Linked DNA regions of Homo sapiens: all the other regions are linked to region 3. Evidence: chromatin loops called from intact Hi-C (ENCODE). Cell type or tissue: chondrocyte. All regions are shown on one strand. Links, peaks and the distances in the headings refer to the core of each region. The heading gives the core; the rest is flanking DNA. Region 1 has its middle 100 kb from the start of PIP4K2A. Region 2 overlaps COMMD3-BMI1 (COMMD3-BMI1 readthrough). Region 3 overlaps PIP4K2A (phosphatidylinositol-5-phosphate 4-kinase type 2 alpha). Region 4 has its middle 91 kb from the start of PIP4K2A.

Region 1 (8,369 bases), core at 1,853-6,852, 200 kb before region 3:
TGATCACCATCTGTTTAAACATCTTAATAGTTTGCGGCAAACAACTAAAACCACTTTTTCCCCCCTACAAGTCTATCCAAGCACTTTCTGTGTGTCCAGATGGAATTTAAACCTCCCTTTCCTAATGTTAGACTAAAATCTCATTCTAAACTGGAGTGAATTGGGGCTAACTATAGTGGAAAACATTAAAAATTCATCCTTCAGCTACAAAATTTAATCAAGTGGTAACTTCTCTAAGGCTATGGTGTGGAACTTACTATTATAGAACAATCATTAGAATTAAGTGAAGCAAAGATCCTTCAAGCTCCTCCTCATTTTGATTTATTGATTAAAAAATATTAAGCATCTCTAATATAAGCATCTACACTTCAGTATCATCTCTGTTGTGTTTAAAACAAAAGTTAATTGAGGTAAATGTGTATACTTTGAAATATTTATTCTGACCATTATCACTTTCCATCTCATGAACATCAAAGATTTTCTTATTTTAATCTGCCATTTTAAAAACAATGTTGGTCAGGGCACGATGGTTCATTCTTGTAATCCCAGCACATTGAGAGGCTGAGCTGGGAGGATCTCTTGAGCCCAGGAGGCTGAGGTTGCAGTGAGTTATGATCATGCCACTGCACTCCAGCCTGGGTGATAGAGCAATACCCTGTCTCTAGAAAAAATAAACAACGAAAACAAAATTGATGCACTAAAGCTAAATTTATCAGATTAACAGTAATTCTAGGTAGCCTCACCTTGTGTCAATATCTGTATTCAGTGCTAAATTGAACAAAAAAGAAGAAATTCCCAAAAGGACCCACTGCAGCTTGCGTCCCTAACAAACATTTGATGAGGAAGGACCATTGATCATTATGTGCTTGAGATACATCCAGTCTCTGCCTTCGAGAAGCTCCAAGTCAAGTGAGACAAGTAGATAGAAAGGTGTCACATCTATTATCAAATCTTTTGCAAGCCCCTGCAATGGCTCAACTGTGCTGTGGATATCAAGTCCCCAGGCTGTACCGAGGCTTGGGCCAGAGTCAGAGAGGAACCGTGTCTCCACAAGATCAGCACATGGGGGCCTGGGAAGAGAAACTCAGGATGAAGAATTCTGGGTCAACTGCTCCTCCTCAGTGGCAACTCCCCTGCCAGCAAGGACTTTGAGATGATCGGTTGTCTTTTAAAGGATAGTGACGTTCCCTTGTACTGCCTCTACCTCTCTGCTTATGAAGTCACTACTCTGCCTTGAATATCTAACTTTGAGTAGATTCTTAGGGAAGGGATTTGGAACCAGATGAGAGAGAAAGACAGTTATAGATGGGTCTCAGGTCTCCAGAGTAGTTCCACATTTGAAGGTCTGTTCACTGACTCAGTTCTTGTTGAGTTTGCTGAGATGCTAACAGCAGGTTCCACACAATGTGGATTCTACAAGATATATTTGCCTGCCATCTCCCCACTTCCTTCAAAAATCAATGAGTTTATTTAAATACCTGTTTCTATAAAGCATCGGTTGACTTATTTCTTCAAACAGGAGAGATCCGGAGAAGGAGAAAGGACCATAACATCTCCCCTTCCTAGTATATCACAAATAGAACCATGAAGGACATAGAACCCAACCGAGAACCCAGAAGTAAGCCATGGTAAAGATGAACTCTGGAACCCTTTGACAAAGGAAAGGTTGGGGTAACTTTAGAAGTAGAAGCTTATGAGAAAAAAACAGAAGAACTCAGGTGTCAAGGCAGAATAGTCTGGGGCCATTTCGTGTCATGCAATAGTTGTACACACCTCCTTTGTCTCTGGGGATATCATTTTATTTCAGTATTTCACCTTACCTGACATTCATAATGAGGACCCTAAGACACTGAGGAAAGGTTAAATTGTATGCCCCTTTACATTCAAGATATATTCATTTTTAAAAACTTCTTGTTTTGTTTTGATTTGATTTATATAGCTGGATGCATAATGGTAAGTTTGAGCTATCTAGAAAATTTCCCTGGAACACATACTCTTACATTGCTAGATGAATAAATTATTAATGTAACTTATGTAATGTAATACCTAATGTAATGTAATGTAAAATAGACAAGGAGACAAAGCTATGACATATCAAATTTTTTTCCTTTAATCAGATTTAAGACTAGCCTACTTCAAAGTTTAAGGTTAGAAGAATTTTACTTTGCTAATGGAAGTGGACTTCTTATAGAAGAAAAATCACTTTTTTTGAAGATAGAAATAGATGTTATTGTAGTCATTTATGCAGTGAAGTATCTATTTGTCACATTTTAAAAATCCCGGTAGCAATTTTTTCTTGGTAAATTTTAAAAAGATATATTAACATTTTTCCATATGTCTGATCTGCAAGGTTGTTGGGGTATTTTTTTTTAACTTCAGTTTAATTTCTTGGGAAATTTTATATTTTGGGGGGATAAAAAGTCCCAAGACATTTTAACTCAGATGATGGAAAACTAAAACGATTGGCCCTTTTAAACAAGAGCACATATTTTGTTTTAAAAGAAATACTTAATAGGAAATGAATTCCCATAAAACCAAAGGTTTTTAACCTATAGCACTGGTACAAGAAATACATCATGGGATATAGACCTTTTTATAGCAGAGCCCTCATCTGAAATGAGTATTAGTTATTAGTCAGTTTTAAAGAGCATCATTTAACGGAGGTGTTTCCTTTCATTTGTTTGTTTGTTTGTTTGTTTGTGAAATCCCCCAATTAACATTCTCTATTGCTTGGAATGTTTGAGGCTACAAGATAAATCCCACAGTTACCTATGTTTTTTCAGCTCGTTTGTGGTATACAAACTCAGGATTTAGTTTCTCTTCCTATGTGAATCATGAGAAAGGCAAGAGTACAGCACTTTTTTTTTAATTTTTAAAACTTTTTATTGTGAAAAATTTTAAACATACGTAAACACATTGTAGTAGTATAGGGTAAAGATTTTCTTTTTTTTTTTTTACAGCAGTTTTTAATATATTTTTTTCACTGATAAAAGGAAGTCATTCCCAAACTAGCCTCTCAAAGAATATTGATATTTGTGCATAGAACTAAGATATCCTGCTCTTTAAAAATCGTATAATGATGACCTTTTCACAACTCAAAGAGAAATTTAGGTTAATAATAGTGTCTTCTTTGTTGGTTTTCACACGGGTATTTTTTTTTTCTTAAAACTTTGACTCTTGCTATAAATTGTGCATAGGCCTTTTTGTCTACAAGAAATCATTTTTTTATTCAACACAAAAGATTATATTTAGTTTCCACATGTTTACTAAATCAATATTTCATGGTATTCCATGAAAAGACTCATGACTTCTAGAAACTAAACCACTTGAAATATTTTGAGAACCACTAATATAACTCTTTCATTAATTAATATCAAGCATTTTGGCCAGGCGTGGTGGCTCACATCTGTGATCCCAGCTCTCTGGGAGGCTGAGGTGGAAGGATCGCTTGAGGCCAGGAGTTTGAGAACACCCTGGGCAACATGGTGAGACCCTGTCTCTATGAAAAAAAAAAAAAAAATTGGTCGGGTGTGATGGCTCACACCTGTGGTCCCAGCTACTTGGGGGACTGAGGCTGGAGCCCAGGAGGTCAAGGCTGCAATGAGCTGTGTTCATGCCACTGCATGCCAGCCTGGGTGACAGAGTGAGGCTGTCTCAAAAAAAAAAAAAAATTAGGCTGGGTGTGGTGGCTCACACCTGTAATCCTAGCACTTCGGGAGGCCGAGGTGGGAGGATCACGAGGTCAAGAGTTTGAGATCATCCTGGGCATCCTGATGAAACCCTGTCTCTACTAAAAATACAAAACTTAGCTGGGCATGGTGGTGTGCGCCTGTAGTCTCAGCTACTCGGGAGGCTGAGGCAGAAGAATCGCTTGAACCCGGGAGGCGAAGGTTGCAGTGAGCCAAGATCGCGCCATTGCACTCCACTGTGGTGACAGAGCGAGACTCCGTTTCAAAAAAAAAAAAAAAATTAAGCATTTGAGTGCGAATGTAGCACCTTGATATGAGTTTGCAGGTTTCCCTACCCCCCCAGTGTGACTGTGTCTGGAGATAGGACCTCTAGGAAGTAATTAAGGTTAATTAAGTTCATAGGGCTTGGAACCTTAACTCAACAGTACCATGGCCTTTTAAGAAAAGAAAGATTCTAATCAGATATAGTGGCACATGCCTGTAGTCCCAGCTACTCAGAAGGCTGAGGCAGGAGGATGACTTGAGCCTAGGAGTTTCAGTCCAACCTGGGCAACACAGTGAGAACCCATGTCTTTAAAAAAGCAAAAAGAAAATGAAGATTTTCTTTTTCTCTTTCTCTCTCTCTCTTCCATGTGAAGACACAGCAAGAAGGCAGCCATCTGCAAGCCAGGAAAAGAGCACTGATCAGAAACTGACCATGTTGGCACCCTGACCTCAGATTTCCAGCCTTCAGATCTGTGAGAAAATAAATTTCTGCCTATGAAATACCCAGTCTATGGTATTTTGTATGGCAGCCTGGGATGATGACAGAGGGGGAAATGGCAGCCACGTATGAGTCACACAGAAGCCACAGGTCTGGAGTGTTGGAATACAGCCAGCAAAGTTCTCATCCTTCCCCAGTCAAGATTGCTTTTTCTTGTGTCAGTCAGCATGAGAAACATTATGCTACAGTGACAACCCCAAAATCTCAGTGGCTGACAAAGTCACTCTGTCCCAGGGTGCCAGAGGCTCCATCTCAACATGTGCTTTTATGATCGTAAAGACAGCCAGGCACGGTGGCTCATGCCTGTAATCCCAGCACTTTGGGAGGCCGAGGTGGGCGGATCACCTGAGGTCAGGAGTTTGAGACCAGCCTGGCCAACGTGGTGAAACCCCGTCTCTTCTAAAAATACAAAAATTAGTCAGGTGTGGTGGCATGTGCCTGTGATCCCAGCTACTCAGGAGACTGAGAGAGGAGAATCACTTGAACCCGGGAGGCGGAAGTTACATTGAGCCAAGGTGGTGCCACTGCACTCCAGCCTGGGTGACAGAGCAAGACTCCATCTCAAAAAAAAAAAAAGAAAAAAAAGATTGTAAAGACAAGGAGAGAGGATGTGATGACTCATGAATGAACTGGCCCTTAAAGCATTTTCCCAGAAGTGTATACATCTGTTCACATTTCACTGGCCAGAGTAAATCACGTGGCCATGCCTGGCATCAGCATGGGCAGTAAAATGCACTCTTATTATGTGCACAACAGAGAAGAGGAAATAGGTCAGTGGGCCACACTGATGACTCTCCTCCAGGAGTGTAGTGTTGGGGATGGCCTGGCCATCACAGTGACACACTACGGTCAACGTGACGGGATTCAGGAGGTGAGCTATGGGACAGAAGATGCCTAGATTAATTTTCCCAACCCCTGGGGCACCACAGAGAATACAAAAGTGTGTTACATCTTTTCCAATAATTTTCAGTGGAGGTGATTATGAAGACATACACAGGAAAATAAGTAATAAAAGGCCAAGAGTAATAAAACATCAAAATGAGTGACATGCATATATTGAATTATGCAATTTCATAGAAGATGGAGATTACTCTGCCATAAAATCATTAAGAAAAATTCCATAGATGAGATAAAGGTTTAAATACAAGCAAGCTTAGATACAGTAAGAGAGGGAAGAGGGATGGGCACAGTGGCTCACACCTGTAATCTCAGCACTTTGGGAGGCCAAGGTGGGAAGATCACTTGAGCCCAGGAGTTCAAGACCAGCCTGGGCAACATAGTGAGACCCCATCTCAGAAAGGAAAAAAAAGGTAGAAAGAGGATTCAAGGCAGGAAAATGGCAGGAGGAAAGGATTGGAGAGTGAATTTGGGGGCATGTTCAAAAGGCAAAAAGGAGACAAGCCAAACTGAATCAGAAGTTTCTTTGTAGGAATAACAGAATTTGAATTCTGCTTTATAATCTTTGAAGGTCATGTCCTGTGTCTTTGTTTAAGTAGGCAGTGGTGTGCAGATGTTTGCATTTCAGAATAATTTTTCTGGTGTAAAGCATGTAGGCAAAGATGAAATAAACCAGAAAAAAGAAGTCAATTTATTACTATACAATAGCCTATGTGATGAGCACCTGGAAATGAGTGTTCATTATAGGAACTAAAAATAAAGTATGATAACTAAAAAAAATTTAAGATGAATCAGTGGGTTTACTTTAGGACTGGTGTGCTCTGTAAAATGAGGGGGAGAAAAGGCAAAGATGAGGTCAAGGTTTGAAATGTAAGTGATCCTCACTAAATTGGGAAGGAGACCAAGGGAACACACAAATCTCTCCACATTCTAAGACAGCATCTAAAAAATCCTCTTGTTAAGATTATAGTGGGAACTTAGGTTACCAAACTAACAGGATGGAAAGGTCTGCTTATTTAAATGATCAAATCTTACAAGAATGCATCAATTACTAAGGTAAATTTGAGCAGACATTTGATATCATTTATTTTCAGAAGCATGGGTCTACATTTATTCTGTGAGATTACCTTCTAACTGAAAATTTTCATTCAAAGCTTTCTGGTTTCATCAGAAAAAAAATTTTCAGTAGCATGGTCACATAAGCAATATATCCTGAAGATTTATATCCTCCTTGAACTTATAGGCCAGAGCAAATCTTTAAGTGATCCAAATAAAATACAATCAGAAGGTTAACACATAGAAATATGTTTCTGTATCAAATTCACCTTCTGAATAAATTTCATTTGTTTTAACTCTTTCAGATGGTAAAATTGATGGAAAATCAGTATTCTTCAGTGGTATAATCTAAAACAAGATATCCTTTTAAAATGCTCTTTGCAATAATTTTTCCATTGCATAGAGCAGCAATCACAAGTATAGCAACTACTTCTATCACTCAGTAATTTTGGCAAGCAGTACCAGCATTCTCTGAATAAAAAGAATTAATCTGAGTCATTAGATCACAGTTCTATATTCTCTTTTATCTGAGCCTTTATTCATTGTTCTATCTCATTGGAATTGATCTCTACCTGGTTAACGATCCACATTCTATCCTGCTACTTAAGGGCCTGCTCTAATATTATTTCCCTTTTTCTGAAATTTTATTGCATTTGCTGTCTTCATACTTCATTTAGACTTGTCATTTTCTATGCTTATTACTTGTTTGCTTTTCACTAGTGCCTATGGAAAAATCTTCCTCCAGGATAGAGGAACAAACTAAATGACACCTCCTCTAGGCAGTTCCAAATAGACCCAAGAAGGTGAGACATTCTGCAGTTCATCTGGCCATGGTAGATGCTCAGATACACACTGTCTCTTCAATAAGACAATATCATGAAGAAAAAGACTCTGCTGTATGAAATAGTGTCTATGATATATAACAGGGGCATTTCGTGGTCCTGGGTTAGAACCTTACCTGGACAAGGCAGGAATAAAGGAATTTTTTAGGAGAAAGGTGAGAAGAAAACTTACGGACAGGAAAAGTTGGAGACTGCTCACTTAAAGAAGTAACTAACAGGCCAACACATGCAGTATGATCTCCTAGGAAAAGAGATTTGGAAGGATAAACGCTAAGAATGTAATAGTTATAATCAATGGGTCACAGGTCTCTTCATTATCTTATATTTGGTTTCTCTGCATTTTCTTACATTCTACAATCTACCCATACTGCTTCTATAATAATAAAAGGTTTTTAAAAATTTTTTTAATTTTTATTTTTTTACAAACAAGGTCTTGCTATGTTGCCTAGGCTGATCTCAAACTCCTGGGCTCAAGTGATCCTCCTGCCTCGGCCTCCCAAAGTGCTGGGATTATAGGCATGAACCACTGCACCCTGCCAGCAGTTATTATTTTTAAGAGATACAAATCTCCCTGTATTCCCAGCTCTCCTATCCCTGACCCATACCTGCTCACACTCCCACATTACATGTTAATTACACAAAGGAGTCCAGCCAGGGAGCTGGGAGAAATCCTAGGTATTTCACTTTCCCTCACCCACCACAGATTTTACCACCTAAATATTTCTCCAATCTGTTCATTTCTCTTCTCTACTACCATTGACTTTGATCCAAGCTTATTACCTTTCACTGAGTGTGAAGAGTTTGTTTTCCAGCCAATCTCCCTGCCTCTCATCAGGTTCTCTTCTCCACCAGAGTGAGTTAAAATGGCAACATCATTCTCTTACTTATAATCCTTCAGTGGCTCACCATAAGATATGGTCCATGCTCACTATGGATGGGCTGGAGATCTCTTCAGGACCCTGCCCATGGGGATGTCTTTCATCATACCTTGCTCCACACTGTCCTAAGCTCTAGCATTACGGAGCTCCACGTAGCTCCCAGCACACTTTACACCCTGCTCTTTTTCTCAAGTGTTTCCCTATGCATAGAAAACCCACCTCTCTCTCCTTTGAATGTCCTCTT
Region 2 (5,000 bases), core at 1-5,000, 290 kb after region 3:
CCTTTAAAGGTTCCTCCTCATACATGACATCAATCTAGTGAAAAATATTTTTATTAAGTAATAAAAGAACAAAGGTAAATGTACATTTTTTGTCATTTAAATATAATCCAAAAGTGCTTTAAGAAACATATTCTCCAAACATTTTAACAAAGAAAGACTCCTGAAACTTCAAATGAGAAAAAATTATTTCTAGAGAGTGTTAAGGGATTTGTTTTCATAGCATAAAAGAGAATGTATACCAAATGTTTTAAGATAAATTTCAACTTTAGCACTAACTTCACATTTTTTTTCTATTGCTTTTTTGGGTTCAAAATCCAAAGTGAAAAATGTAATTAAAATTGTAAAATCTATGTAAAATGCAAGAAGAATATAAAAGTAGATACCTGGAAAGTATTAGGTATGTCCATTTTACTTCTGAGAAACTTTCTTAAGTGCATCACAGTCATTGCTGCTGGGCATCGTAAGTATCTTTTATCATTCACCTAAAAGTACATTTAGAAAAGTAACTTTTTCAGTTACTTTAAGATATGAAGAAAGTTTCAATTTGATTGCTTGAATATAAAAGATACTAGTATCAAACAAAATTGGAGGTGACCAACCTCTCAACTAATTACACTCTGAGTTTACTATCATTACAAATACTAAATGAACAGATTCCTAATATAATCTTCAAGCATACCAAAGTATTAACTGTGAACTACTTAAAATATTTTGTAAGACTAACAATCATATATAAAATAAATTCTAATTATTAAATATCACATGTAGACCTTTCTTAAACATTAAACATGACCATTTTCTTCTATTTAACAGCCTAATATTCTAAAGGGCAACACAATCCCTGATAAAATCTGGATTCCAAACAATGTTTCTTCTATATGTTTTTGTAACATGAAACATACCTCCTCCTTAGATTTCTCTTTGTCTTTGTTTACTTTCCGATCCAATCTAATAAAGAGAAAATTTATTAGTGAAACAATCTAATAAAACATTAGCATAAAATAAATTGCCTAAAGATTTTACCTGTTCTGGTCAAAGAATTCAATGGATAAGCTTATTATCTCATCATCAGTTATAATTCTCTTATCTTCATCTGCAACCTCTCCTCTATCTTCATTAGAGCCATTGGCAGCTATAACGATATAGTGAAATGTAATTTTTAAAAATCAGATGCCTAATAAATTTTATATATAAGAGGATGGAAGTGGTAAAGTCAATTTTAATACATTTTAATTCCTAGATAAGCTCTCCCCCCATATAAAATGTCTTCCCTCCCCTAAAAGGTTTACCATCAGCAGAAGGATGAGCTGCATAAAAATCCCTTCTTCTCTTCATTTCATCTGAATGGGGAAAAAAGATGTAAACATTTGGCATAACACAAAGAACTAATGAATAATCTCTTTAAATTCATTTTCTAAGCAAGTTACTCACTTTTGAAAAGCCCTGGAACTAATTTGTATACAATATCTTGGAGAGTTTTATCTGACCTGAAAAATAATTAAAATAGAAAACTATGAATTCAGATGGCAAGAACTAAAAATGTTCATAAGTTTCTATAGTCTTCTTTTGTGCTATAATATTTTACTTGATTGTGATGCTGTCTATAACTATTATTGATAAGATAAAAACTATGAGAATAAAAGTTCTCTGTATATAGCACTTTTTAAATCAGTAGAAAAATATTTTATATTCACTAATAAATTCTTCACATTTGCTCTGTCAAAAGAAGTGTGCCTTTCAAGTTACTAAACTAGCTAATATGAATAGGGAATAAAGAGGAATGGAAGCCCTTTTAAATATTTATTCCTGCCTGTCATGAAGTCCATAAAGCAATGCAAAAAAGGTGAACTAACTCAGTTTTTAAAGGACAGTTAGGAAAAAAAAATCTTAAAATCACTTGAATACTACTAAACTTTGTCTAAACTTGGTCACCATTAATATGGCAAGAAATTAAACGGCTACCCTCCACAAAGCACACACATATTAGTTATGTATTCAAGAGTAAATTTTCTGTGAAGAAATAAAGAGGGTTGCCTTCAGTAAATTATACAACTCCAATAATAATTACAAACAAGGAATTTCAACAGTTTCCTACCTTATATTCAGTAGTGGTCTGGTCTTGTGAACTTGGACATCACAAATAGGACAATACTTGCTGGTCTCCAGGTAACGAACAATACACGTTTTACAGACTAGAAGTAGAACATGTGAAGTTTTTTTATGTTTAGAAATGAGTGGATAAATCATTGGTGTTAGAAACCCAGAACTAGTAGAAAACAAGATGGTGAAAGGCATTTCCAACTAAATAAGCTAATTCATATCCTGAGAACACATATATTGCATGCTTGTAATACAATCAATACATATTAACAAAAAGTCATTAGATGCAAGAGAAGAAAATGCCTTCACCACTTTGTACCAACATTTCCACAGATTGCAGGAATCATTAACAGTTTTCAAATTCCAGGTCGAACTGTGAAATACGCATGATACAAAAGAGAGCTAAAGCTCGGTACTTACAGGAATGTAGACATTCTATTATGGTTGTGGCATCAATGAAGTACCCTCCACAAAGCACACACATCAGGTGGGGATTTAGCTCAGTGATCTTGATTCTCGTTGTTCGATGCATTTCTGCTTGATAAAAAATCCTGCAAGACACAGAAATAATGGCCATAATTCACAGAACAAGAATGGAGATCATCTAGTAATCACAAACCCTGAAACACTGAATTTATAAAACTCATTTAACACTGTACAGCTGGGCTGTCCTAACGTTTCTACAGAAGGAATTTACTCATCAGATCGGAATCAGTTCTACCAAACTGATGCAAAAGGATCCAACTAACATTACTTCTGGTCTCTCAGATCATTCCTGTAGGTAGAAGAAAGTCTGGGGTGGGGGCTGGGAGCTGAGCGTATTAGGGTCTCTTTCTTCCATTTGTCCTCCAGCCCAGCAGCCCCAAGGCTGCTGCAGACGCCACACAATCCCCGCGGATATTTACCAACCACTAGGGCTTGTTCCAGGTCTCCGAATTTATTATAAAACTTCCTCAAGAATCTGCAAGTGAAAATCCGGGGTTCCGGTTGTTTTAGACGGTTCCAGCAAGCAGAACCTGGCACGTTTTTACGCGACGCGCAGGGAAAACAATTCTGCCCTCCCTGCATCCCTGGCATTTCCGGAGCCGGGTGCTGGGGCCGCAGGAGGAGCACCTCCAGTCGGCCTGGGCCGGGGCCTGAGCGCGGCGGACGCCCGGGGGCCGGGATGCGAGGGGCGGATCCGGCGGCGCCCGGGGCTCCGTCTCGCTCCGGATTCGGAACTCGCCTCGGTCGGGGTTTCCATAGCAACTTACACTTACACTTGGCATCCGGCCACCGCTGCAACTCCGCGCGGAGCCCGGCCCGAGCCCCGAGCCTCGGCGGGCGTGCGGGGCGGCGGGCGGGCGGGCGGGCGGGGGAGGGGCGGCGCGCCGCGGGGGCGGGGCCGGCGCGGGGGCGGGGTGGGTGCGGCGACGCCGGGGGGGCGGGGCAGCCCCACGAGGCCACAGCGCTGGGGAGCGGGGAGCGGGGATCGGGGACCAGGGACCCAGTCCTGGGCGGCGGGGACCCCGGAGCCTGCGGCAGCGCCCGCGAAAGGAAAATGCAAACCGCACTCCCGGCCATTTCGGACACTCCGGGGGCCTCTTTTCACGTCGACTTGGTGCGCAGAGCTGGTTTCAGATCTCGACTCTCTCGGTCTGTCCTGTCTGCAATCACTCGGTCAGAAATTTCACGAAGGGATTTTTTGAGAATTGCCAACTGTGCACTTAGCCCGAAACCGTCAGGGCTCAAATTGCAGAGATGTTTATTGAACCGAACCTCTTTAAAACTTCCTTCTCTAATGTGACGCTCTCCTGTAGATTAAATGAGCGATACAAAGTTTTGGAAAGGCTGAAAACTGAAATCTGTTTTACAAGAAGAGGAGAGGGCAAAGCCCAGTGTTTTATTTGGACAAACTATGCTGGGGGCAAGAAAAAGTACTTTAATCGGTACAATAGTGACAATATGTACAGAACCATGTGACCAGCCCATTTCCAACGCTAAATCAACAGCTTGTCAACCCAAAGCAGCGACAGGAGAGAAAAACAAATGTAAAACCCCCCATACGATGAAATGATATTCCCAACAGATACCTCTATTACAGGAAAGTCACAATGGGGAACTGTCAGCAACAATACACCAGCCGACAGTCAGGGAAGTCAAATACTTCGTGTAGTATTCTTGAAAAATAAACTTCAACCCCCCTTCTTCATTCATTTCAGAACCTGATATAAGACTAAGCTTCCAGACCTCACTGAAGTACATTCTCAAATCTTCCTTGAATGGAAATCCAGGACCTTTTGAAACTTGCAGTAAGATATACCTGCGGTTTTAATTCCTAAGGTGTATTAATGCAGTAAAGGGAAACACCAATCAACACAGCTCAATGGCTGAAATTAAGAGCTAACCTCTAGAAAATGGTAAAAAACAAAACAAAGCCTCTCTTATGAAAGTGACCACAGTGGCAACTGGCGACCTCTACCAGAAAACTTCTTGTGTGACTGACTCCTCAGTTATCTCTGGATTACTTGTTTTGGAGAATATTGTCAACATATTAACATAAATCTAAGCGGGGCACGGAGGAGTTGTAGGTAGAGCAATGACCCTAAAGAGTAGCAATATTTAAATCAAATTATACTTGGTAAATTAAAGAACAGCCTTCTTGGTGCTTAAAGAAAATTCTCCTTGTGAAACCACAGGATCTTTCCTAGAAAGATAGCAAGCTGATATTTCTGTTTGCCTGTGAAAGCATACTGCACTAAAAAACCACCGATCACGAAGTTCATGAAGGGGCTCCAATAAAAATAGCTGCCTTTATTTCTCCTCTAGCTTGCAGAAAACCAACACCACACAAAGACAAGTATTAACAAGGAGAACAATCAAACCTCAGTGGAGGGTTATCTACCGGTTGGCTTTGAGCA
Region 3 (8,369 bases), core at 1,987-6,986:
GGAAGTTTATTGTGTTTTTAAACTTTTAACAAATAGATTCAAAAACCATTAACAAATGGGTTTGAAACTCTCTGGCAAGATTTCTAATACACTAGAATATTCTATTTCCAAGTTACTAAGTGTGCTGATATAAAAGTTTTCATAGGTGACACAGTTTCATTGTTTTTGGCAAAAAGATAACAAAACAGTGGAAATATTTTCAAACATCTGTTTGTATAATACTCTTTCAAAGCTTTGGTTTCTCTTGAAAAGCAGTTAATTTCTTACTCAATGTTGAGTCTCACCTTTACTTTGAAAGGAAGCGTAAAGTGTGCTGATTTTTTTTTCCCCCTGCTAGGTAACATACTACTGAGAAGCACCTCTGACCCCTGCAAAGGTCCATGAATTTGGAACACATGTTTTATAAGGGAAAAGTGCATGACTCATCTCCTAAATTCCACAACTTTTTTTTAAAGTGCTTGCATTCTTCTTCCCTCTCAACCATACACAGTAGTTCTTTGAATACAGGAAATAAGTTAGCAAATACCCGAAGCAGAGAAATGTTAGAATCATCTTTACTTTGATGCAATTCTAAAGCAAACTTCATAGGCTGTGTAATTTATTCTAATCCTTGAGTCTTCAAATATTGACTGGTGTTTCTATGCCTCTGCCCGCAGTATTTGCTGACAAAGGAATTCATTCAAATTTGATGCCATATTGGTTTTTACATGCTTTAAGCCATTTTTGCCTTGGTAGAAATAGCAAGTGCTTCTCCAGTAATATGTGGTTTTTAGTCTTTTCCTAGCAGAGGAACCCAGAAAGAAGCTTCTACATGTTAATCATTAAATTAATAAAATTTTGTGAAGTACTGAATTTGTAGTGTAGTACTGCCCAATGTTAAACATAGTGAAGAAAACTAGAGTTGTTTGTCTTCAGGTCCTGAGTGCTTAGATTTTAAATGACTTGCGCATTTTGATAGCTCTGGAGTATCATTAGCTGGTATCTCTAGGCACAGTGTACACTTAGGGAAGCTTTATCATGAACAAAAATGAATGGAAGCCCACATTTTAAATAAAGTCTTCCCAGTCATTTTAATTGTTGTGAACTATTCTTTTCATATCTGATGAAATCATCAGTGCTTTGACCTCATCATGTGACTGATAGCGAGAACCCTGGGAGCTCAGGGCTCAGTCTTAGGCCTGCCACGTGGCTTCTTGTTGATTGGTCCTGTGTGTTTAACATTAGCTTCAGCCCATGTGGTTGTTTTTCAGGCATCCTCTTAAGCACTTACCTGTTTTGTGAGCGTTGCTTTAGCTTAGTTAAAGCCAGATGGTATGATCTGCAAATCCACTTAACTGGGCACATGTAACCTACAATTGGTTGCAATGCACTGGACCTGAGCAGTGCACGGACGTCCCCTGCCAACCGCCAACCTCTAAGCTCCTACTGTTCCTGGGGGTACCTCCCTTCCAATATACAGCTCATGACGCTCACATTGGACTGAGGAGGGCATTCGTCAGACAAGCTGTGTAAAGGCAGCCTTTTAGTATAATGTACATAGAGAAGCTCTGCTGTCTTCTCCCCGAGGAGCACACCGCCCTTGTGGAAGACCCTTGCGACCCTTGCCTTAGAGCTGCGGTCTGCCCCTGAGTTAGACGCTTCCTTCGTGAGCACTTTGGTTTTTCTCTCCATCATTACTATGAAAATAACAAGTGATCAAGAATTTAAACAGTACGGAAGCTCACCATTACAGGTGAGCTTCACCCCCGACCCCAGACACCTAAACTTGATCTTTGTGCTTTTTTTGTGCTTTCTCAGTGAGTTTCATAGACAAACACATGAATGTGTAACCTTTTTTTTTAAAAAAAAAGTCAATGGTAGCACATTAAACGCATCTCTATCTCGCTTTTCTCACTCTGCACTATTTCTTAGAGAATGTTCCATGTTGGTTTACACAGCTATACATAATTATTTGCCCCGGTGTTTGCTAGGTAATATGCTTGTGCCATTATTTATGAATTTGTCATGTTAGGCATTTTCTTTTGAGTTTCTGCCAAGGCAGATGATGCTGGCTCTCTCACACCATCTCTTTTCTCCCCTCATCCTTCTTTTTTTTGAAATAATGCATACTTTTTTTGGTAAAATAATAGCATTCACCTTACTGTGACTCAGTTATTTTTAGTACTTTGTGAAGTACTAAATTTGGCGATTTAGTATTGCATGATGTTAAATAGCATTGAGAAAAAAATTATAGATTTGTTATAGTCTCCTTCATGCTAAAGGCTTTCCTCCCATGTCCGGTGGTTTGTTGCTCTCCAGTCAGGTTTTAGAACGAGGTGCTGGAAGACAGACGACTTGTCCCGGGTATGTGGAGTGGCGGTGCCCGTCCACTGACAGTGGGGAAGAGGCCAGCCTTTGTGCTGCCGCCCACTGGCGGAATTATTAATATTTCTAGGGCCTTTCCGCCAGAATGGGAATCCTCCAGTGTCCCCTCGGGGAGTGACCCAGGCCAAAGGTGCGATTGCAGCAGAGCAGGGGACAGCGGCAGAGGGCCCAGGCCTCAGAGCACAGATGGTAACTGGCTCCTCCCGTGCTCCGTGACGCCCAGCCCAGCCCTGTGTGAGCTGGGTCTTCCCGTGCCCGAAGCTTCTTGGGCTGGGGTTTCTGAGGAATCAGTCCTGTGCCTCTCATGCGATGGGATGGCATGGACAGCAACAGGCAGCGCACCGTCTTTCTGCCACCTGAACCCCAGCTGTGGAGCCCCTCAGCATCTGGGAGCACATGGCATTGAGTGGCCACCGGCACAGAGGTAGCAGCTTTGTCTCCTCTTCTGTCTGCTAACAATCCTCTACTACTTTTCTGTCTTTAAAAAATTCTTTGACATTTCTCGTTTTCTATTGTCTGCTCTCCAATGTTCTTGTCATGTTTGGTGGTGGTGTTTTTGATTTTCCCCCAATCTCTAACTTCCTTTACTGTCATCTTAGCAGAGCTTCTGGAAGGAAAAGAGATAAAAATGCATGGTCAGGTCATCTCTTAAAATGGGAATCCGGGAAAGCAGTGTAAATGGCAGCATGGTACCCTTCCTCTCATTGTTCTTTCAGGATGGATGCTGGGCAGGAAAGCAGGCGGCCCCTCTGTTGTGGTCATGGAAAGAAAAACAAAAGTTCTGGTGTAACAGAATTAGGATTTCATTGCTTCCTTCTGGAATCTTAACGAAGGTCCCAACTGTGAAGTCTGCTGAACACATCTCAGTTCAAAATGCTGAACTGTACATGCCATCCCCTTCTCCATTGTCTTACAGGTTTTATTAATGATGTGTTTCAGTGATTGATTTTCTGAATGCACAGCTGTCACTCACTGCTTACTTTTTCAGTAGATGTGGTTATCTGGGGTACCCAGGGACACCTGTATTACATACCAAACTCCTCCCCATCTTCTCCATGGCTAGCCAGATTTAGGTATGAGATTTAGGGCTTCTGGCCAGCTTGGTATCATCTAGCACCTTCTGGAAGCTTTGCCTTCACAGCTTACTTGGGGAACTCTAGTTTTAGAACATCCTTATCCCAGGATGAATGGAAAGAAAGATACCAGGGAAGTATTAAATTATTTTAGCATATTAAATATCTGACTAAAAAGTAAAATGTTTATTTGAAGTTTTCAAGATCAGTTTCTTAGAGTGCTGTGTGATTGCTAGTGGTCATGCCATTTGGATGAGTGAAGTTCTTATTTGACATCCATTAAGTATTTGAGTGTCTTCAATTGCAAGTGGCAGAAATTTACCTTCCTCTAGCTTAGGGGATTGATTGGTTTCTGTCTCTGGAAAGGATGTTGGATTAGGCTGGCCTCAAGATCCCCCAGGTCCAGAGATTCAAATGATGTCATCTGCACGTGGCTCTTATCTGTCTTATCCCGTCTTTTCTGTGCATCAATGGTGATGCTTAACTTTACGTGGCTGAAGACATGGTTACAGGCAACTGCAGGCATATTAGCTTCATTTAGCATCTCTTCCCTGTCCCCTGTGTCAGTTTCAAAAGAAGACCAGGAACTTGCAATGCCTTTGATTAGAATATTGGAGCTGTGGCTTTTCTTCCAATCTTTGTCCCTGCACTGCCACATCCACATAAATGAAACACTTAAAGAGGTTATGTGTGTCTTCCAGGAATTAAGTGGATCTCTGGAAAGTTGTTTTGTGATTCATTTGAATTTGTGGGAATGTCTCCCAAGTGCAGGCACCAGAGCCCTGTGGTGGCTAAAGCCCTGGAATGGGCCAAGTCATCCAGGCAGGAGACTCCAGGGAGTGGCAGGAACTGTGCCCAGCTGGAGGGTGTATCCCCACAGCTACTCAGCACCAGATGAGTGATGCCGGGCCCGGTGCCAGGTCTTCCCATTTTTAAAAGAAGCCAGAAATCCAAATTTGTATGTAAATGTTCTCAAGTCTGAAAAGATTGGTGATTAATTCAAGCATTTTCTAAATCACTATCTGGGCCAAAGCACACATCACTGTGATCTCTTCTCAGACTCGTTTTTTAAAGTATAAAGCGAGATCAAGAGTGCTGGGGCACTTTGCTCAAGGCCAGAGGGTGGTGACGTGGCTGACCAGGGCTCAGTCATAGGTCTCCTGACTCCCTGAGCCTGGGGCCCTTTTGAATGGACCACGTTGTAAGCTCTTGTTTTCATTGGCAATGTCTTTGTTTGAATTTTTAAAAAAGCCAGTATTACCTCTGTACCAGATTATAAATTTTTGGCCTGAATTCAGTAGTTTTATGTCAGATTCTGTGGTTCATGGGAGGTAGAATTTTAACATGACTACATTCTTTTGTATGAAGTTGACAGTGGGCCAGCCGGCAAGGATGTCCGTAAGAGTCTGATTGAGCTTGCAGATACCAAGTTGACAGATGGGAGAGTTTGTGTCTATGTTATAAATTAAAGTAAGATTCTAAGCAAAAGTTTAAATATTTCTGATGACATTTTAATTTTAGTCAAGTAGCCATTAATCAAAAGATTGACTTAATGATTCTTGTTTAATTGAAAAATCTGCTGAAGTGAATTAATTTAGGCTTTTGAGTTTGTGGACCCTGGAAAGGATGACCTTTGTGCTTTTATTCTCATTCCTACTCACCTTTGATATCAGAATAACTTTATTTGGCTTGTCAAAAAAAGCATTTCTTTTCTAGATATTGGAAGGTAGCTCAGATTTCAGAAGAAAATGTTAATTAAAATATACTTGGATCTTTGATTTTTGTCTTATCTGCAGATAGACATCAACTTTTGAGAAATGGTCTTAGAAAATGAATATTAGCTGGGCGTGTTGGCTCATGCCTGTAATCCCAGCACTTTGGGAGGCCAACGCGGGTGGATCACCTGAGGTCAGGAGTTCGAGACCAGCCTGGCTAACATGGTGAAACCCCATCTCTACTAAAAATACAAAAACTAGCCACACGTGGTGGCGCCCACCTGTAGTCCCAGCTACTCGGGAGGCTGAGACAGGAGAATTGCTTGAACCCAGGAGGCGGTGGTTACAGTGAACTAAGATCATGCCATTGCACTCCAGCCTGGGCAACAGAGCGAGGCTTTGTCTCAAAAAAAAAAAAAAAGAAAAAAGAAAAAGAAAATGAATATTGATGAAGCAGCTGTAGAAAATTGACCTCTTGCCTCAAGACAAATAAAAGTACATTTCCCAGACATTTTCAGCTGCCCGTTTTTTCCTGCCTCTGTAACTGATTCTAATTTGCCCTGCCTGTCCCTCTGAAACCTCAGAACTTTCAAATTGCTATTTGGTTTGCAGGGTAGGTTGTAATGAGAGCCACAGCATTCCAAGTGTGGGCTACATGCCTGAATCATATTAGAACTTCATTTTTTTTTTTAAAGTTCTTAATTGTTTCAACCTATATTCATTGTAATATTATAAAAATTATTTCCAAATGAGAGCTGGTGCTCAAGTTGGTGATTTTTTCCCCCAGTACAAAATTAACAATTACACATGAATATCAGATAGTGAAAATCAGATTAAAAATGTTTAGGTAATCCCTCATTCTCCCAATAAGACACTTAGTAGAAAAAAGTAAGAAAAAATTATGCCTTTATGATGGTCTTTGTTCTAAGTATGTTCTGGTTGCTACCAATACACATCAAAAATATGAACTTTGGTGTATAAATAGTCGTAGTTTCCCCATTTTACAAACAAATTGGACACAACTTTCAAGTATTCTGAAGGAGAGGTCGTAGGTATTGCACCTAATGTGGGTAATTCTGTGTCAGCCAGGCAGCCTACTACTGTGTTCCTGCACATGATTCTAACCCTGGAAGCTGTATTGTCTCTGCTTCTCAGCTCCCAGCCAAGCCCTCTGCACCTCTCCAGAAATAAATTGTGTGCAGATAGCTCTGGAGAGAGAAGAGCATGGTGTGGAGGGGATTGTGCAATGTGATGGCCTTTTTTAGGTGACATTATGGAAAATATTTTCTTAGCAATGCACCTGAGGTCATTTTTTAAACCTTTGTGGAGAACAAGTGAAAGTTCTGATCACAACTGCAGGGCCCTTCTGTTTGCGGGACAGGGACAAAACAAGTCAGAACTTCCAGCTGTGAGTCACTTCAATAGCTCTGGATACCCTCAACTCTTATCTCTTAATAGTCCTAATTTTAGTTCTCTGTTCATTCACTTCTTAAAGCGAATGAACCTCAGGGCAGAAATTGTTCAAAGTCATTTGTTTGGTGGAAGGAATCCTTGTGTGCTTTATCAGCCACAGAGTCACAAAGGAATTTTGTTTTCTTAGGATGAGTCCAGTAAGTGGAAAGTATCTATTTTAAGATACTGATAGGAAGGGATGTGGGGAAAGAGAGGAGAGATTTTTATCTGTAATGTTGAACTCATATCACATTTTAGGTCGTGAACCTAGCGAGCATCCATTTGTAGAAGCCAGAAGCAATTGCAAAACTTGCAGAGTCTAGGGAATCTGGTATGACATATTTATTGTTTGATTTCCCTATGAAATTAATTACAGTAGTATCTAGAATAGTCATCATATCAAGTTATGCGTTACACTTCTTCCTGTTGGGCCCTCATTGATCTTGAACCCTTTGTGCTTAGCTCGCTCTGGTTATTTTTGTTATTGAATTATGTTTTAAAATAGGCCCTCATATTTAAGTAGTAGAAATGTATCTTGGGAGATAAAGTGAGCCCTTTTTCAATCTGTGTCTTGAGATTTTTGAGGAGGGATGCACGGGCCTTTCAAGATAATTCCCAACCCACTCTCGACATCTCCTGTCTTCCCCCATGCTCATGCTGCCATGAAATAGCTCCCCCTCCAGGCCCCCTGCCACTTCCGCCAGCCTTTATACCCAACAGGGGCTCCACACAAGGGGTGCTTCCTGTTTCATCTCAATATGTCATAATTTGTAGGGAATTGTCTTCATTATAATCAGATTAAGTATCTCAGTGTCTCCTCTACATGTGAGAGGCTTTTTTGGTACTTTTTGCATATTCTTGGCTGAATGAAAACCAATTACTAATTATGTATTAGTCTGAGAACATAGTGTTTAGGGTGAATATATCTGAATTAATTAAGTGCCATTAATAATGCCTCTCAGGATTTATGAGCATATTCTTTGCTTGACTTAAAAATGATATAAATTAGTGAGGTTTATTTTTTAAATGTCACACTGTGAGATGGCTTTGTGGGGACACCCCTGTATGCCGTAATTTCAGAACCGTTACCAGCTGGGTCTCACTTATTTATTCCTTGTCCAGTAGCTATTTAGTATTCCCATTTTTGCAGCTTAATTGCAACCTCTCTTTTCCTGCCAGTGTGAATTTAGTCTTACATCTGCAGGAGTGATACTCATTGCAGTCAGCCAGTCTCACACGAAAAAACAAACCTGTGTGTTTTGCAGTGTTGGAGGGAACTTGCATGTGATGTAAATGTCAATGCCTTGCTCAGGAGAGGAATCAAGGTACCTTTTCTGAGTTGGGCTATATAGTAATTTAAAAGGAAAGGCCCACATAAATGTTACTGTGTTTTGTGTTAATTATATTTTTCATGAAGGAAACTGAGACAATTGGCTTTAATAAATAATTGGCTTAGAAGTAGATTTTACATCCTTCAAGGATATTGTGTATGATTCATTAAGATTTAATGGAGCTTTGAGGAGTATTTATTTTCCCTTTTTTAAAATGACAAGAAATGTTAGATGACAACTTTTCAGTCACACAGTTCTTTCCAGATTTACATTGTGCTATTATACCACAGCTGGTGTAATTGTAGTAGCCCATGGTACATATTCAGTTAAGTGTGTATTTTATCATCTGCCCTAAACATGTACTTAATTACTTTTTTTTTTTAAATAAGGAATCTTTTAGAAGTTTTTTTGAACACAATGAAGACTTAAATTTC
Region 4 (8,369 bases), core at 1,270-6,269, 190 kb before region 3:
ACTGGGTGACAGAGCAAGACTTCATCTCGTCAAAAAAAAAAGAAAAAGAAAAAGAAACTGCACACTCATGCTTATAGCGGCACAATTCACAATTGCAAAACTATGAGACCAGCCTAAATGCCCATCAGCCAACAGTGAATAAAGATAATGTATTATCTATGATACCATGGAATACTACTCAGCCATAAAAAGGAACAAAATAGTGGCATTCGCAGAAAGCTGATTGGAGTTGGAGACTATTATTCTAAGTGAAGTAACTCAGGAATGAAAAACCAAACATTTTACGTTCTCGCTTATAAGAGGGAGCTAAGCAATAAGGACACAAAGGCATAAGAATGATATAATGGGCTTTGGGGCCTGGAGTGAGGGCAAGAAGGATGGGAGTGGGGTGAGGGATAAAAGACTACACATTAGGTACAATGTGCACTGCTTGGGTGATGGATGCACCTAAACCTCAGAAATCACCACTAAAGAACTTTTCCATGCACCAAACACCACCTGTTCTCCCCAAACTATTGAAATTTTAAAAGAGAACAGTAGAGCAGGTAATTACGTATAAAAACAATATAAAACAAACAAAATACCAAAACAGCCTACCTCCTAGGATTGTTATGAAGATTTATTGAAATAATATATATGAAGTGCTCCAAGCCTGGCATATAGTAAGTACTCAATAAATACTCTTTTTAATGTAAATAAATAAATAAAAAATATTTACTTCAGAAGAAAACACAGGAAAATATTCTTGTGGCTTTGGGTTAGGGCAAAGATTTTTTAGATGGGGGATAAAAAGCACAAACTATAAAGGAAAAAAACCTGTTAAATTGAACTCCATCAAAGTTAATAATGTTTGCTTCTTGAAAAATACCATTAAAAAATGAAAAGACTTCATTTTGGGAGGCCAAGGCGGCCAGATCACTTGAGGCCAGGAGTTTGAGACCAGCCTGGTCAAGATAGTGAAACCCCGTCTCTACTAAAACTACAAAAATTAGCTGGGCATGGTGACACATGCTTGTAATCCCAGCTACTTGGGAGGCTGAGGCACGAGAATCACTTGAACCCAGGAGGCAGACATTGCAGTAAGCTGAGATGGCACCACAGTGAGCTGAGGGTGCACTCCAGCCTGAGTGACAGAGCAAGACCCTGTCTCAAAAATAGAAAAGAAAAAAAGAAGAGACAAGCCATGGATTGGAAATCTGTATTTATATATGAATATAAAATAAACATAGATATGACAAAAGATTTGTACCCCGAATATAAAAAGAACTCTTAAAACTCAAGAAGAAGAATACAAATAATCCAAATGGAAAAAATGGGCAAAAAAAGTTTTGACTACACATTTACGAAATAAAAATAAATGAATGGCCAAGAAGCACACAGAAAGATGTTTATTTAATATCATCAATCAGTAGAGAAATACAGATTAAATCTAAAATTAGACAACAAAATGCATCCATTAAAATGGCTAAAATTAAGATAACACCAAGGGTACATGAGGATGTGGTGTGACTGGAACCCTCATCTATTGATGGTAAGAATGCAAAATGCTGCAAATCTTTGGAAAAACAGTTTGACAGTTTCTTTAAAGTTTAAATATGCATTTACCATATGCATGTACCAACATACCAATGTACCGACATTTTCATCCCTGGATACCTACCCAAAAGAAATGGAAACATATGTTCACGTAAAGACTTTCATGTGAATGCTCACAGTAGCGTTATTCATAATAACCTCCAAAATGGAAACAGCCCAAATGCTTACCTATGAATAAACAAAATGTGATGTATCCATACAAGGGACCCAGCAATAAAAAGAAATGAACTACTAAAATGAACAACATGAATGAATCGCAAAAACACTTCTGCTAAGTGAAAGAAACCAGACACAAAAGAGTATATATTGTATGACTTCATTGATAAACACTTCTATAAAAGCAAAACTACAGTGACGGAAAGCAGATTACTAGTTTCCTTGGGCTAAGGACTGAAGTGGGGGTAGAGACTTACTGCAGAGGGGCTCAAAGGAAGGTCTGAGAGTGATAAAACTGTTGGAAACCTTCTTGTGATTATAGTTGCACAACTGTGTGCGTTGACCAAAACTCATCCAACTGTATACGTAAAATGGACAATTGTAAATGACTTAGAACTCAATGAAGTAAAAAAAAAAAAAAAAATTCCTTCACAATCTAAATCATTTCCTTAAGCTAGTTATCTACACATGGTAGAGTTTTCTACAGTGTTAAGTCTGCTTTTTATTGCTTTTGATTAAAGTTTGATCTCTGTGTGTGTGTGTGTATGCATGTGTGTGTTCCAAATATCCTCTTTCATTGAGAACTAAAAGTATTAACTAAATTATTCTTCTGTTTCATGAACAAGTCTGTGTCATAGGGGGAAAGGTTTTTCTCTAAGCATTTATAAATTTACTGGAGAATTTTTCCAGAATTCCATTTGTTTTCTCTTTTCTCATTCTAGAGCTTGATGTGTTGCTCTTTGATAACTATGAGAGGCTCTCATAGTTGAAAGGCTCTCTCCAAAGCCTGCAAGTTTGGAAGGAAAGGCTGAGGGCGCATGGAGGAGTAGGTCTGTGAAGCTTGGGACTAAAGAACACCAAGCAGAAAGCAGGCCCAGGCTGGAGGATGGGACACCACTCCCCTGAAAATGGACAGCAAGACTCCTCCGAGTGTGGCCAAAGAACATCCAAGCAGGGCAGTGCTTTTCAAGACCTGTCACCAGACTCAGAGAACAGAGATTGGAGCTGGTCAAGGTGAGCTTGGGCCAGGGCGGGGAAAGGGAAGACAGAGGCAAGGGAAGGTGCCGAGGCAGCAGGGGCTGCCTTTAATTTCCCCGGAGGGCAGAGAATTGGAGACATGCCTATAGAATCTGGAACAGTTTCAGTTCTTCTGCTTCTCACAGTGGCTACTAGACATTCTTTCCTTTCCAGATGGACACATCAAAGGCTGGGAGAGGAGACTTCTGCTCTTCCCATGCCTTGACCCCTCTTCTAAGTACTCCAAGCACTCTCTGTTGGAGCTCCTGAAATCCCTAAGCAGGATGAGTTCCTTGATGAGATCCCAAGGTACACATGTGCTTAAGGAGACTTGTTTTTTCAAAGAAAAAAAAGACAACAACAATGTGAACAGTGTCCTTACATCTCTAAAAATTTTTTTTTCCTTTGGTTCTCTTCATGTGGGCAATATATTCCTAACAAAGGGATAATGAAATAACTAATTTTCTGAGTTGCATCTTAGGAGCATCTGCTATTAGAACTGGCCTGCTAAAATCTCATTCTTCCCTTCTAAATTCTGTCTTCATCTCCATTCCTGCCTTCTTTCTCATTTCTTACACCAAGTAATTGTACCAGGATGCACCCTGGTACAGGTGCATTCACTGCAATGTTCTGCTCTGGAGGACAGAGCCCACGTTAAAGGGCATCTGTGTGTTTTCAATGCATCTTGTCCCTTTAGTGACCATTCCTCAGCTATTGCTAAGTTTCATTTAATTGAGCTGGAGTCATCATCTGGGAAAGGCAGCGAGACCAACAAGAATACGAAAGCCTCTCAATAAACCTTCAAATGTAGGTGGGAAGGGAGAAATAGGACTGTATTAGAGGATAATTTCAGAAAGTAGGCAGGAACAAAGGACTTGCAGAACAAACAGACTCCAAGAGAGTCATGTACGAAGCAGCACCTGCTGATGACTGCAGAAATGAAGAGACGGTTATTATCTGAATACTCCAATAGACTGGCATATTGTTCTGGCCCAGTGCCAGGCGCACGTGATGATCTGGCTAGGATTATTAGAGCTCTTCTGTTAAAGCACAGATCACATGTGTGCTGAGAATGTGTTCTTTCTCTGGATTTGAGGTGACAGACAGCCATATCACATGCCATCCCTTTTTCCATCCTGATTCCAGCCAGGCAGTAAACCAAATCCTCACCCAGTCTGTCTCCACCATGTGGTTTCCCTAGCCAGCTGAACAAAATATTTTCAGAATGTGGAATGTAAACAAAGTTCCTACTGTTAGCAATTCTGTGTCATTTACTTGTGGTTTATTTTATTTTACTTTAAGTCACATTTAAATTCAAAAGATTGCCAGCCTGCATGATGCATGTAAACAAATCAGAAATATAGATTAGAATTGCAACTGATTAGTTAGCTGTGAACGTGTCTGTTCAAATGGAAGAAGGGAGAGGAAAATCTATTATGCTCCTGGGATATTGCGTCTCCAAAGGAAATTCATTTGTGAGAAGGGCTTTAAAAGCAATGACTTCCGTCATTTGTGTTTTCTACACACTGGTTACTGTAAAAGCTAATAGAATACCTAGGCGGAATCTCTGCTTGGGCTCACGTAACACAGCTTCACAAGGAAACACAGGGAGCAATTGCAAGAGGGAAAAGGAAGACCTGCAAATACACCTTAGCAGACGGTGATCACAAAATATGTGTCCCTCGCACTACTGGAGATGTTTTTCAAGAAAATTCTATTTTCCAGGTTTCTTATTTTTGATTGTTTAAAAGTATATGTCTACAATGCATGATGCTGAATGATAAAGGTTGTATGAACCTTCTGATATTCACTAACAATCTGAATCAAAGTCGGGCATGGTAGCCTCAGCCCTTAGGGAAGCCAAGGCAAGCAGATTGCTTGAGCCTTTTAGTTAGAGACCAGCCTGGACAACACAATAAGACCCTGTCTTTACAAAAAAATAAGAAAAAAAAAATTAGCCAGGAGTGGTGGCATGTACCTGTAGTACCAGCTACTTAGGAGGCTGAGGTGGGAGGATCACTTGAGCCCAGAAAGTCAAGGCTGCAGTGAACTATGATCACGCCACTGCACACTACTGTGGATGACAAAGTGAGACCCTGTCTCGAAAAAGAAAAAAAAAAGGAATCCAAATCAAGATTTGCCTTTGTTTATACATTTCATCTAAAATATCCTCTGTCTTCCAAATCAATAGGGAGCTAAAGTGGGCATAACAACTTTACTATTAGGTAAATATTAGTAAAATATTTACCCACAGACCTACACGAGTAATGTTTTCCTAGCACAGTGCCATGAACTATACATTTTCTAAAATCTTGTTGACACTTTAATTACACCATCCACCTTGTTTATATTATTTGGAAGCTGGTAAGCTAATGTGAAAATTAACTGAATGATACATTTCTTTGAGTTCTTCTTGGTATCTTCTGAATTGTGGTCAAGTAGCAATCCTAGGACCCTAGATGAGCCAGGCAGCAGCAGACGCAGATGCCGGTGAACTCACTGCATTTCATCTTCAGTACTACCTTCTTCACTCAAAAGTAATGGCTCACCCAAGGGGTCTTATTACACTTTCTCAAGTTATAGCAGCTGTATCTTGATTCACAAAAGAATCTTCCTCAGAATAAAGCCCCGTGGAAAAAGGTTGTGTGCCCTACAAGATTAGGCACCTGGAGGATTGGAAGAACAATCACCTTGAACCACACATTATTTGGATCATTTGGCAAAAGGAAAAGCAACTTCCTCTAACGGGTGAGATTTGAAAAGTTTTCATCAGAGAAGGAGAAATAGATAGCTCAAGAATGGGAACTTAAGTCATGCGAGAGGTAAGAGAGAGGATAATCTGTGTTTTGAGATCAGTGGCTCTGCAGATAGATTTTGGTTCCAAGCCTGAGCATTCCTACATAGAAGAGTAAAACTTCATTCTTAAATAAAGCCCTGGAGCCAAATAGAACATTCCTGCAGGGTGACAAATAGAAGCTTAATCTTCCCATACATTTCTGATTTCTTTTATAAACAAAAATTTCAACTCAATCTTTCATTAATTTGTTCTGAAAACAAATCATTTATGATCAGTTGTGGAATATTTATTGTCAATCTTGTTGAGTTACTGTAGCACATTTGTCTATGTTTTCTGTGTCCAGAATCTCCTATTTTTGGCTGTATGCCCCACTTTTTGTTTCTTATAGTGCATGCATGAACAATATGGAAGTCTGACTTTAATTAGGCATTCACTTGTAAGCCACATCTTGAGCATTTCATTGAGAACTGTTTTCATTGTGAATAATTCTTACTGAAAGAAGAGTGTTGCTTAGCTCTAACTTGAATCTCCTTGATCTAAAATTAAAACCATGCTTGTCTATTTTATTATGAGGAGAAACATTCATGCTTCCTACTTATAATTTCAACTTGGCTCATAGAAGAAATGGCAACTACCTACACCCCATCAAAGAGTTTTGGGGAGGGATATTGAAGAGCTTGACATCCATTTGACTGCCTTTCACACATGATGTAGTGTTTCTACATCTGTTTTGCCCAATCGGTTTTGCCCAAATTCTTCATTTCCTGATAGACTAGAAGAAACCATGTTCTTTGCTGCTTCCTGTGCCCTGAGTGTGACAATGTGCAGTAAGACCTACTTGGTACTCCTCCCCCAAGGGTACTCTAGGGACTGGAAATATTAAAAAAAAAATTGGTGGGCCAGGAGCCCTACTTTGGCCCCTAGTTGGAATTACGTATCCCTAACATTTTTCCTGCACTGGAGATTTAAAAAAGCGGGAGAGAAGATTTGTTGATCTGGCCATTTTACGAAATGTGCCTGTTGATCCCCATAAGATAGGTCTGCATTGAGTGCATCCATCAGAGGTTGAAGAAGGTAGATGTTGCAGCCTCCAACATCTAACATCTATATATTGTTGGAGAGATTATCGTTCTTATAATTGTTGTACATGCAAAGTAAGGCTGAGTTAGCCCTCAACGAAATCTTGACTGTGCACCCACAGTGTTAGGCACTTTGTGAGATCCTAAAGAGAACAAGCCCGGCTGGGTGTGGTGTCTCACGCCTGTAATCCCAGCACTTTGGGAGGCTGAGGCAGGAGGATCACCTGAAGTCAGGAGTTTGAGACCAGCCTAGCCAACATGGTGAAACCCCATCTCTACTAAAAATCCAAAAAATTAGCCGGCCGTGGTGGTGGGCACCTGTAATACCAACTACTCGGGAAGCTGAGGCAGGAAAATTGCTTGAACCTGGGAGGTGGAGGTTGCAGTGAGCCAAGATTGTGCCACTGCACTCCAGCCTGGGCAAAAAGGCAAGAAGGGCAAAACTCCATCTCAAAAAACAACAACAACAGCAACAACAAAAAACAAACCCTGCTTTCTAGCCCCAAGATTTATCTCCGTTGATTCAAGCAACTTTACTATTATCCTTAGGCATTAGTTTATAAGATATTTATAATTTGATAGCTTCCCTTGTGGATATTTCTAGTTTCTAAAACATAATTCTGAGTGTGCACAGAGAATTCTGCTAGGGTCTCATCAAAATGAAATATGACTTCCTGATCTTGCAGAGTCAAAATTTTCCAGTTGTGTTAAACTTTAAAAATAGCTTCTTTCTCTAAACAACAGGCCCCTCTTTGGCTGTTAGTATAGCATCTGTGAGTAGATCATGCTCTCTGCCATTCTCACACTTCTAGAGCCATCCAGCTGGGAACTGCTCTCCCTGACTCAAACACAGATGGGTCGTGCATCTTACCACTTGAGCCACCTATTTTGCTATTTAGTTAAAGAACAGCACACAGGTCCAGGGCAGAGCTATTGAAGAATTTAGATTAAATGTTACTGGCTGGTTCACACTGTAGTGCTGTATAGAATTTTGGGTATTACAATGTCTCCAGTGTTTTTTTTTTTTCAATTTTTGGTAAAATGGCTTGAAGTTATATTGATAGCACATTATGATACTACTCTGTCCCAGCTCCCTAAAGCATTTTTCTGTTAATTTGGTTTTCTGCTTCTTCTATTAGTTCATCAGTGGGTAGTATTCTCTTGGGCTGAATATAGTAAAGTGTTCAGGGTGAATGTAGAAAAATTATTGTTCTGTCTCAAAAGCAATTGACACCCCTTGGAAAATCTATCAAGGAACTCATAAATAAGATTCATGTTTTAAAATTTGAAACAGAACATATACCATTCACATAGTATTTAAATTAATAAAAGAATACAGGCCGGGCAAAGTGGCTCACACCTGTAATCCCAGCACTTCGGGAGGCTGAGGTAGGCAGATTGCTTGAGCCCAGCAGTTAAGACCAACCTGGGCAACATGGAAAGATCCCATCTCTACAAAAAATACAAAAATTAGTCAGACGTGGTGGCACACACCTGCAGTTCCAGCTACTCAGGAGGCTGAAGTGGGAGGATCACCTGAGCCTGGGGAGGTTAAGTCTGCAGTAAGCTGTAATTACACCGCTGCACTCCAGCCTGGGTGACAGAGTGAGATTCTGTCCAAAAAAAAGAAAAGAGAGAGAGAGAGAAAGAGAGAAAGAGAGGGATAGTATATTTGATTTCATAAAAACAACCAATAGTCTGGGTTTGGCAGCTCATGCCTATAA

Evidence for each region. A loop is a pair of places that touch in the nucleus more often than their neighbours do. Peaks named below come from ENCODE experiments on the same cell type or tissue, not always from the same donor. Only the 100,000 strongest peaks of a DNase experiment are listed, where the experiment ranks them.
Region 1: a loop joins it to region 3, with 4 times the contacts of the local background. A loop is called at or near these places in 8 of 110 quality-filtered maps.
Region 2: it touches region 3 in a loop (2.1-fold over the local background); 5 of 110 quality-filtered maps call a loop at or near these places.
Region 4: a loop joins it to region 3, with 2.2 times the contacts of the local background. A loop is called at or near these places in 5 of 110 quality-filtered maps.

Annotation. Positions count from the first base shown.
Region 1 is chr10:22,813,289-22,821,657 of GRCh38, reverse strand. No RefSeq gene overlaps it. Among named protein-coding and RNA genes, the nearest start is that of PIP4K2A, 100 kb to the right of the region's middle. In chondrocyte, for the core only: no CTCF peak of the experiment used is centred there; no DNase peak of the experiment used is centred there.
Region 2 is chr10:22,324,082-22,329,081 of GRCh38, reverse strand. COMMD3-BMI1 (COMMD3-BMI1 readthrough) reads right to left here. Exons shown (of 14, transcript NM_001204062.2): 6 at 2,521-2,651; 7 at 2,096-2,192; 8 at 1,432-1,487; 9 at 1,290-1,340; 10 at 1,024-1,132; 11 at 903-948; 12 at 384-482; 13 at 1-34. It overlaps BMI1 (BMI1 proto-oncogene, polycomb ring finger), which reads right to left. Exons shown (of 10, transcript NM_005180.9): 2 at 2,521-2,651; 3 at 2,096-2,192; 4 at 1,432-1,487; 5 at 1,290-1,340; 6 at 1,024-1,132; 7 at 903-948; 8 at 384-482; 9 at 1-34. The coding sequence starts at 2,632. Among named protein-coding and RNA genes, the nearest start is that of BMI1, 5.5 kb to the right of the region's middle. RefSeq lists a silencer at 3,166-3,545. In chondrocyte, for the core only: CTCF peaks have their summits at 2,819 and 3,022; DNase peaks (open chromatin) are centred at 3,279 and 3,616.
Region 3 is chr10:22,616,644-22,625,012 of GRCh38, reverse strand. All of the region lies in intron 1 of PIP4K2A (phosphatidylinositol-5-phosphate 4-kinase type 2 alpha), which reads left to right. Among named protein-coding and RNA genes, the nearest start is that of PIP4K2A, 94 kb to the left of the region's middle. RefSeq lists an enhancer at 887-1,387 and a silencer at 6,279-6,573. In chondrocyte, for the core only: no CTCF peak of the experiment used is centred there; DNase peaks (open chromatin) are centred at 2,560, 4,315 and 4,580.
Region 4 is chr10:22,801,008-22,809,376 of GRCh38, reverse strand. No RefSeq gene overlaps it. Among named protein-coding and RNA genes, the nearest start is that of PIP4K2A, 91 kb to the right of the region's middle. In chondrocyte, for the core only: CTCF peaks have their summits at 3,763 and 3,964; no DNase peak of the experiment used is centred there.